3 separate regions of the Homo sapiens genome follow, and all the other regions are linked to region 1. The links are chromatin contacts, found by Hi-C or POLR2A ChIA-PET in ENCODE. All regions are on one chromosome and are shown on one strand. The core of a region is the stretch at or near the end of the contact, and the rest is flanking DNA. Distances in the headings are between cores, read along the strand shown. Region 1 holds the start of EZR (ezrin). Region 2 has its middle 70 kb from the start of TULP4. Region 3 holds the start of SNX9 (sorting nexin 9).

Region 1 (2,700 bases), core at 9-2,508:
GTATCCTCGATCCCCGAAAACACGACTATCCAGCAGCAGCGAAGACGCTGTCCCAACCTGGAGTCAGAGCAGAACCCTTAGAGCGCCCGCCCGCCCTGCCTCGTCCTCCTGCCGCGCCCGACACTCGGCGCCCGCAGCGCGCTGCCGCTTAAGAACCGGCCAGCCCGGGCCCGGGTGAGTCAGCGCCCCGCCCAGCACTGCGGGCATGGGGAGGGGGCACGGGCGGGGCGGGGCCGGGCCGGGCCCCCGGCGAGGAGGCGCCCGAGAGCGGGGGCGCGCGCCCAAGGGGCAGCCGGCGGGCACTGGAGGTGCCCCCCAGTTGGGGGTGGGTCCGAGGAGAGGGGGTGCGCACCCAGGGGACCCCCAGCATGAAGGGGCTGGTGGGGGGCGCAGGCCCGGGAGAGAGAGGGCAGGGGGAACACTCAGTGGGGAGGATCGGGGGGAGGGGGCGCGGGCCCCGGGGAACACTCGGCCAGGAGGGTCAGGGGAGAGAGCGCCGGCCGGGCGGGGAGGGGTCTGGGGGACACTCGAGGTGCACCCAGCGGAGAGAGGCGGAGAAGAGGGGGCGCGGGCCCAGGGATACCCGGCGGGGAAAGGCCCGGGGAGAGGGAGCGCGCGCCTGGGAGAGAGAGGGCGAGGGGCAGGAGGAACACCTAGGAGGAAGGAGTCCCGGGACAGCCAGCGCGAGCCCGCGGGGCACCCGACAGGGAGGGGTCAGGGGAGAGGGGGCACAGGGCGGGCGGGGGGGCACTCGCTGGGGAGGGATCCGTGGAGAGGGGGCGCGGGCTCGGGGTCCGCCGAGGAACTTCCCGGGGCTGCCAGGAAGCCCGTGAGAAGCCGAGCACTCGGCAAGTTTCACTTTGTGTAGCAACCGTTGCCCCGCGGCTGCAGTCACAACCGTCAAGCCTTTGAGAAACTCTTTCAAAAACTGCAACCGCTCGGGAGCCGCCGAGGGACGGCGCCCAGGCACCCAGGCTCCGCGTTTCCTTCGGGAGAGACCTGAGGGGACCCGGCGCCGAGGGGAAGGTCGCGGGGCCGCGGGCCGGCTCAGCTCCACCTGCCCCGGGGGTGCCGGGCGAGAACCCCGCGCCGCGCCCCCTAGGCTGCCCGCCGCACCTGCCGCCGAACCCCGCCGCCCGCCCGGGCCCTCCACCAGGAACCCCCCGCCCAGAACCCCCGTCCCGACCCCGGCCGCCGCACGCCTCACCCGGCGCCTGCAGTGCTCCGTGTGCTCCCCGCCGCCCTTGCGTCCGCCGAGTGCGCTCGCTGCCCGCGCTCCCAAAAGCCCCGGCGGGGCGGGTCCCGGGACCACGCCCCTTCCCGCCCAGCTCCCGACCTGTGAGGTGCGCCCCCCGCAAGATGGCGGCAGCCGGGCCTCGGGCTGGGTGGGGGCGGAACTTGGCGGAAGTGCGCGCTACTCCCCTCGCAGATGCAAGTGGGGAGGCTGTTTGTCCCACAGCGGGCAGGGGGAAGTCAGGAAAACGTAAATAAATCTGGAGGGGCGGACGGCTTGGGGGAATCGCTGGACCGCTTGGGGCCGGGACCGGGGGCCAGTTCCGAGGCCTCGGCCCTGGGGCGGCTGCACCTGGCCCCGAGTCTCGGTGCACGTGGCCGGCCCAGCCGCCGCCTTTCCGAAGCTCTGGTTAAGTGGCACGTTTGTGGCCTCTTTTGACGTGACTGGCAAAAAGCTCCATGGGATTTCTCTGAAATTCTAGGAATTAAGTTTTTTTGTTTGTTTTTTTGCTAATGGTTCTCAACAAATTTTTAAGACACACAAAACACATACTTTGGGGGCCAGTAGAATTTGCTGCGGGAGAGCTCACTCTAGAAGGGGTTCTCAACGTCTGGCTTCCAGACGAGCAGCAACAGCATTCACTGGGAACTTGCATAAGTGGAAATTAGGTGTTGCTCAGCCTTAGGATTCAGAAACTCTAGGGCTGAGCCCAGCAATCAGTGTGTTACAAGCCCTTCGGGTGATTGTGATGTTGGCTAAAGGTTGAGACCAGAGCTTCTCCTGAATTCCTCTCCTGGGTTTACTCCTCCCTTTCTGCTTTTAGTTTTCTTGTTTGTAAAGCGGCATAATTATGGCACCTGTATCAGAGGGTTCTAATGAGGATAATGAGTTAGTACATGTACGATGCCTGGAACAGTACCTGACACTTAGTAAGCACTTAAATCTATCCTGGTAGAAAGAGAAACCAATGACTTTGGGCGAAGTTCCAAACTCTGTTTCCCAATTTGTTGAGTGAACATACTAGTAGCCCCACCTACATAGACTTGTAAGGATTAAATGAGATCGTGCATGTGGAATGCTTAACTCGTGCTAGCCTCATAGTAATTGATGCTTAACCTGTCTTCCTAGGGACACACTGCTGTTTGGGCAACCCTTTGTCAGGGCCTGTTATCTCCCACTTGCAGATCCAGGGCATTTCAGAGGTCAGAGAGAGGAGGGAGGCCTCTTCTGAGATTTTGACCTCTATTCAGGTAAGTGTATTCCCTCTGAAAGACTGAACTTTTCTTTCCCTTTTTTTTTTAGACGGAGTTTTGCTCTTCTTGCCCAGGCTGGAGTGCATTGGCGCAATCTCAGCTCATTGCAACCTCCATCTCCCAGGTTCAAGCAATTCTCCTGCCTCAGCCTCTTGAGTAGCTGGGATTACAGACACCCGCCACCAAGCCCAGCTAAATTTTTGTATTTTTAGT
Region 2 (2,718 bases), core at 40-2,539, 580 kb before region 1:
AGGTTGTAGTGAGCTGAGATCACGCCACTGCACTCCAGCCTGGGCACCATTGAGCACTGAGTGAACGAGACTCCGTCTGCAATCCCGGCACCTCGGGAGGCCAAGGCTGGCGGATCACTCGCGGTTAGGGGCTGGAGACCGCCCGGCCAATACAGCGAAACCCCGTCTCCACCAAAACCAGTCAGGCGTGAAATTGTTTTTTTTTTGAGATGGTGTCTCGCTCTGTCACCCAGGCTGGAGTGCAGTGGCGTGACCTTGGCTCACCGCAACCTCTGCGTCTCTGGTTCAAGCGATTCTTCTGCCTCAGCCTCCCGAGTAGCCGGGACTACAGGCACGCACCATCACGCCCAGCTAATTTTTGTATTTTTAGTAGAGACGGGGTTTTACCGTATTGGCCAGGCTGGTCTCGAACTCCTGACCTTGTGATCTGCCTGCCTCCGCCTCCCAAAGTGCTGGGATTACAGGCATGAGCCACCGCGCCAGGCCAGCTTTGTTAAATTCTATAGCTTGTAGTTGTTTCTTGGAAAGCTTAAACTCTACTCTTTCCGCATTGGTTAATTTCACTTTCTTCTTGGAGTCAAAGACATTTTGGTCCTTGTTAATGGTAATGATGTTATTTGCAATTACATCTAGTAACCCTACATCCGTTGGTTTTAGTAGTAGTATTTGATTGTAAAGTTGCAGAGCCTCCTCTGTTTGACCCTGAAGCTGCAGAATATAGGCCATCTGACCATAAGTGATGGCCAGTCCTGCCTGTGGGTCTTCCTCAGTCTCATCAGTGTCTTCTGATAATGAATGGTGGCAAAGACCTTCAGCTTTTTGTAGGATGTTCATGGCCTGGTTCAGCTGGCCGTGGTCTATCAGTGCACATGCAGTGTTTAGCACAGCTCATGTGTGCCTTCTTGGAAGCCCAGGCTCTCTGGAGCCACTTTTTCCCAATTGCTTTGAGCTGCAACAACTGCTGAAGGGTTTGTTTTCCTCTCCTCATCATAAGCATCGTGGGAGTTTCGGACGAGATCTCTTTATGCCACTAAGCATTCATCATAGTGTTCCAAACGGTGTAACACTTATCCATAAAGCTCCTTCAGTTTGTCTGTCTGCCGGTTGGTACTTTCTACTGTCTTCAAGACATTCTCAATTCTGTTGAGCCTGTACTCGCAATATGCCTTTTCAAAGGAGAGAGAGTTATTGGCTAACAGTTTGGTGCAAGTATTGATGACATTCAAGGCTTCTCTGAAACTTCCTTTCTGGATAAGGCATATCACTTTACAATGCAGGCCAGTTACATCATCTTTGTGGATCTGCAGTATCTTATTGACAGGCTTGAGAGCACACAGGAAGTTGCTGTTCTGGCCGTACCGGTTCACTTCACTCCACACAGCACAGGCACTGAAACTCCACCCTGCTGCTCACTGTCGCCCAGGCTGGAGTGCAGTGGCGCAATCTTGGCTCACTGCAACCTTCGCCTCCCGGGTTCAAGTGATTCTCCTTGCCCCAGCTTCCCAAGTAGCTGGGATTACAGGTGCCCACCACAACACCCGGCTAATTTTTTTGTTGTTTTTAGTAGAGACAGGGTTTCACTATGTTGGCTAGGCTGGTCTCGAACTCCTGACTTCGTGATCCGCCCGCCTCGGCCTCCCAAAGTGCTGGGATTGCAGACGTGAGCCACCGCACCCGGCCTATCATGGAAATTTTAAAACATTGCTAACAGTGGAGACTGGTGTAATAAAGCACTGTATCTTGCCCAGCTTTGGCAATTTTAAAACGTTACCAGTTTTGTTTGAGCAATACCTCTCACGTCCCTCCACTTGGATTATTTTAAAGCAAATCAAGCTGTCATATAATTTTGTCTGTAAATATTTTAGTACATGTCTCCAAAAGAAAAAGACCCCTTAAAATAATTACAATACTATTATCTTACCTTAAAAATTTTTTCTTAGTATCATCAGATATCCAATCAATACTCCTTGACTGCAGTATATATTTGTGTGTATGTATGTGTGTGTATGGGCGTGTACGTGTGTGTGTGTGTGTTTATATCATATCATATATATATATATGATTGTTTGAATTAAGATGCAAATAAGGTCCATACATTGCAGTTGGATGGTTTAAAGTCTCTTTTAACCTATAGGTTCTCTATCTTTTTTTTTCTTTGCAACTCTTTATTGAAGAAACTGAATTTTATTCTTTGCATCCTTGTAATGTAAAATATGTTATTTTATTTCTTGTGTTTCCTGTACATTGGTAGTTCATTGTAGAGGCTAAATCAAAAGAATCCAATTTTATTTTTTTGTGAGGGCAGGATTATTTTCATCAGGAAGTCTTCTTTCTTTCTTTTTGTGATACTAGCAACCATTCTTGAATGTTAACTTGGTCTATGAGTTCAGGAGGGATTACAATATGGTTACATCCTGTCATTTAGTTATTAGCTGAAATAGGTGTGTGTGTGTGTGTGTGTGTGTGTGTGTGTGTGTGTGTAGAAATTCTCCTTTGTCAATTATTTGGTTACCTTGAGGTATAGAGTGTATAGGAAGGGTTTGAAAAGTGTCTGATTATTTCCCTTGATTTACCAGTTTTCAAAGTTATGATTTGGTCCCCTAGCATCCTCCAGTGGTGATGGTTGAGGGTTTTAAATTTTTTCGCATAACATTATGAACGCCTATTTTAGCATACGTGGTGTGTTTCAGTCCATTGCAGTTACTGTCCTTTCGATGC
Region 3 (2,949 bases), core at 65-2,564, 1.0 Mb before region 1:
CTCTTCTTTGTAAACAGTGGACAATAATGAGTTTCTCAAATGTTTCTTATAAGGATTAAATGAGATGGGGATGTGGAAGCCTAGTATACAGCAAGCAGGCCGTCAATGAATGTTGGCCTCCCAATATTTTTTTTTACGGAGAAAGACAACTATTTATGCATATTATGATGACTATAGCTTAACCATGAGCTCAACAAACACAAAAATTCACAGAAAATTCTGCAATACCGTATCTATTTTAAACCCCATTATTGAATATAACTAGTGAAATCTCAGGTCAAATAGAATGTATTTAAGAAGACACAAACTTGACATTAAACACCAGAGATTTACATTTGATAGTTGTCTCTTCTTACAAATATATCCCTCATAATAATAAAAAAGCACTCCACTAGTATGCCAATTAAGACACATCTTCCAGTCGTGTTTTGTCCTTGAGTGAAAAATCTTGCTGCTCAATTCAAGTCATTCGTTTATTCATAACACCCATATATATATCTCCAACTCTGGAAAGAAACACTGACAGAAAGATGGAAAATTTTAGAGACCTCGTTTCCACTTCAGAGAGCCTGTTGTCCCCCAAACCTCTCGGGCCCTCCGGTATTTTTAAGCTTATCAAGATTCCAGAATGAGGTTAACGGGGCGTCACAGAACGAAACCCCCCACCGTCCCGTCCCAGGGGCTTCAAGCCAGGACCCCGGCCTGAGGGAGCCTCCGGGCAGGAGGAAGAGGCCCAGGAAGCCATCGCTCCGCTCCTTCCCAGCTGTTTATGTGGTACTCAGGGTACTCGGCCAAGGGCACGGCGACCCCGCAACACCCCAGGCGTGGGGCAAAGACAGCGGGGTTGCGGGGCTCCTGTCTGCCCGGGGCGTCGAGAGTTCCTGCCGCCCCCTCCCGCCTCATGCACGGAAAGCGCCGAGCCACGGCGTGCGGCGCCGGCCGAGCGTGAACCGGAGTCGGGGTTCGGCTACCCCGAGCGGCTCTGTGGGCCGCGGATCGCTTCCCCTGGGGCGGCCACGCAGGGTTGCGGGCCATGGCCTGGGGCGCCCGTCCGGACCCCGCCGCTGCGCGGGACGCCGCTCCCAGCCTCGACCAAGGGCGCCCGGGGGCGGCGGCGGCGGCGGCGGCGGTGACTGCCCGGGGCGGCGGCGCGGCGCGGGGGCGGCCAGGAGGCGAGGAGGCCGGGCCGCGGCCGAGGGCCCAGGGCGCGCTTCCGGCGGGCGTCGCGCGCGCCGCGGTAAATGGGAGGCTCGGCCGACAGGGGCGGGGGCCGCGCAGCCGGGGACTTTCAGGAACTGCAGGAGCGTGCGGCGCGGGAGTAGCCGAGCGCCCAGCGGCTGGGCCTGAGCGTCGAGACTCGGGGCCGAGGCGGAGGAGCGGCCGCCGCGCCGGGGCCCAGCCGGAGCCGCCGCCCTCGCCCTTGCCTTTGCCTGCGCGGCTCAGAATCACCATCCGCGGCGCGGGAGACGAGCCGGCCGTCCCGGGCCGGGGGACCCGCCCGCCATGGCCACCAAGGTGAGGGGCGCGCGGCGCAGGCCGGGCCGGTCGCTCAGGCCCGGGGCGGCGCGGAGAGGGTCGGGGCCGGGGCCGCGGGGAGGGTCGGGGCCAGGGGTGGTCGAGGGGCCACTCCGCTTCCTCGGTGGAGTCCCCGGGCGGGTCCGCGGCCCAGCCAGTCCCTTCTGGGCATGGGTGCGGCGGGCAGTGCAGACAGACCACCAGGATCGCACCGGGGGACGGCGTCGGGTCTGGGCGCGGGTTGGGACCCCGGGCGCAGCGAGGTTTGGGAAGTTTGCACCTGAGCGTGGGCTGCGGCGGGCTCGCCGGGAGGGGCCGCGGGACGGAAACTTCCCGCAGCCCGGGGAGGCCCCCGAGGCGACTGGCGCTCTGTGGCGTCCGGCGTCCCCGCCGCCCCCACGTCCCCTCCCGCTGCCGCCTGGGGGACCCTCGCCCCCGCGGGGCGGGTGGGGGTCGAGACCTCGGCGGAGAGGACGCGGCGCTTCCCGTCCCGGCCTGCGGGGGCTCGCGGCCGGGGAGGGACCGAGGCTGGGACGCCCCGCGCCCCTTTGCCTTCGCTGCTGTTATTTTTTTCTTTTGTTTTGCTACCTTTTCATTGTGAATGGCATTGCCGGCATGAATAAAATATCAAGAGGGAAATGACTGTGCTTTCGATTACGTGTTTGCCTGAAAAAAGGCCCAGGCCCGAATTACGTGGTGGAACTTTGACTCCTGCTTCGTCATTGGCTAGGAGCGGTGGTTTGCTTGTTTTACGTTATTGTTTATGAAATTAGCAGTCACTCTTGGCTACCTGAATTTTCAAAAGCCACCCTCCCCCGCTCCTTTTCCTTGGGCGTTTTCAGTAGTTACTTGATGTAGAATAGCCACTGGGGAAGTCACGGTCACGGAAGGGAGGACCTGGGGGAGGAGGCTCTATACCTGAGCCATTAACTGATCTGTGATACACTGTGAGGAGTGGGTTTACTTTTGCACTTAGTTTTTGTAATGTCACTTTGTTAGCATCAGCACCCCTTTGTCTATTTGTTTTTGAGATCTCTGAGCTACTTTTGGGTTGCTAGAAACGTTATTTTTTATTTTTCGATAGGTGTTTGCTTTTTTTGTGGAGTGTTAAGGTAGAAAATGGTAAGAAATGTGAAATCTCTTTGAAAGATCAGCATTGCTTGACTTCGGTCTGCTAGATGTTGTGCTGTGGTAAATTTTGTGCTCTGAATCCATCTAGGTGCAGCGTTTGTAGAGAAATGGGGATTCTCCTCCAGGGAACCTGTTGCTGCTGTTACTGAAATAATTACCTTCTTGTTAATATATTATTGCCTGTGCTGTGCTTTGGTTTTATTAATGCGATAGAACTTGCCACCTTTTTAACGTATTAATTTTGTGTTGACCTTTTTAAAAATAAAACTTAGGCCAAGGATTTCTAAGGAAATTTGATTTTGA

What was found. Hi-C counts contacts between places; a loop is a spot of excess contacts on that map. ChIA-PET counts read pairs that join two places held with the same protein, here RNA polymerase II (POLR2A). Pooled maps may share reads with other maps.
Region 2: a pooled map shows a loop between it and region 1 (2.1-fold over the local background). The contact joins the enhancer-like site here to the promoter of EZR in region 1. A Hi-C loop is called at or near these places in 2 of 168 maps with a recorded cell type or tissue (breast epithelium and gastrocnemius medialis), 4 of 37 single-sample maps with no recorded cell type and 11 of 50 pooled maps.
Region 3: a loop to region 1 is called in a map with no recorded cell type, with 4 times the contacts of the local background. The contact joins the promoter of SNX9 here to the promoter of EZR in region 1. A Hi-C loop is called at or near these places in 2 of 37 single-sample maps with no recorded cell type and 8 of 50 pooled maps. POLR2A ChIA-PET finds 5 or more read pairs at or near these places in 1 of 52 experiments (GM10248).

The regions. Positions count from the first base shown.
Region 1 is chr6:158,818,110-158,820,809 of GRCh38, forward strand. It overlaps EZR (ezrin), which reads right to left and starts at 1,259. Exons shown (of 14, transcript NM_001111077.2): 1 at 1,208-1,259; 2 at 1-57. It overlaps EZR-AS1 (EZR antisense RNA 1), which reads left to right. Exons shown (of 3, transcript NR_102425.1): 2 at 2,363-2,484. RefSeq lists silencers at 103-302, 443-1,432, 1,493-1,542.
Region 2 is chr6:158,241,407-158,244,124 of GRCh38, forward strand. It overlaps a transcript of TULP4 not described here and the pseudogene SRP72P2. Among named protein-coding and RNA genes, the nearest start is that of TULP4, 70 kb to the right of the region's middle. RefSeq lists enhancers at 827-936, 1,047-1,116, 1,517-1,566. Within about 2 kb of position 1,290, at least 17 of the 41 ENCODE cell types and tissues checked have a DNase peak (open chromatin) inside an H3K27ac peak, as active enhancers do; they include breast epithelium and gastrocnemius medialis, where a contact is called at or near this core.
Region 3 is chr6:157,821,932-157,824,880 of GRCh38, forward strand. SNX9 (sorting nexin 9) reads left to right here and starts at 1,315. Exons shown (of 18, transcript NM_016224.5): 1 at 1,315-1,515. The coding sequence starts at 1,504. RefSeq lists a silencer at 1,124-1,443 and an enhancer at 2,094-2,143.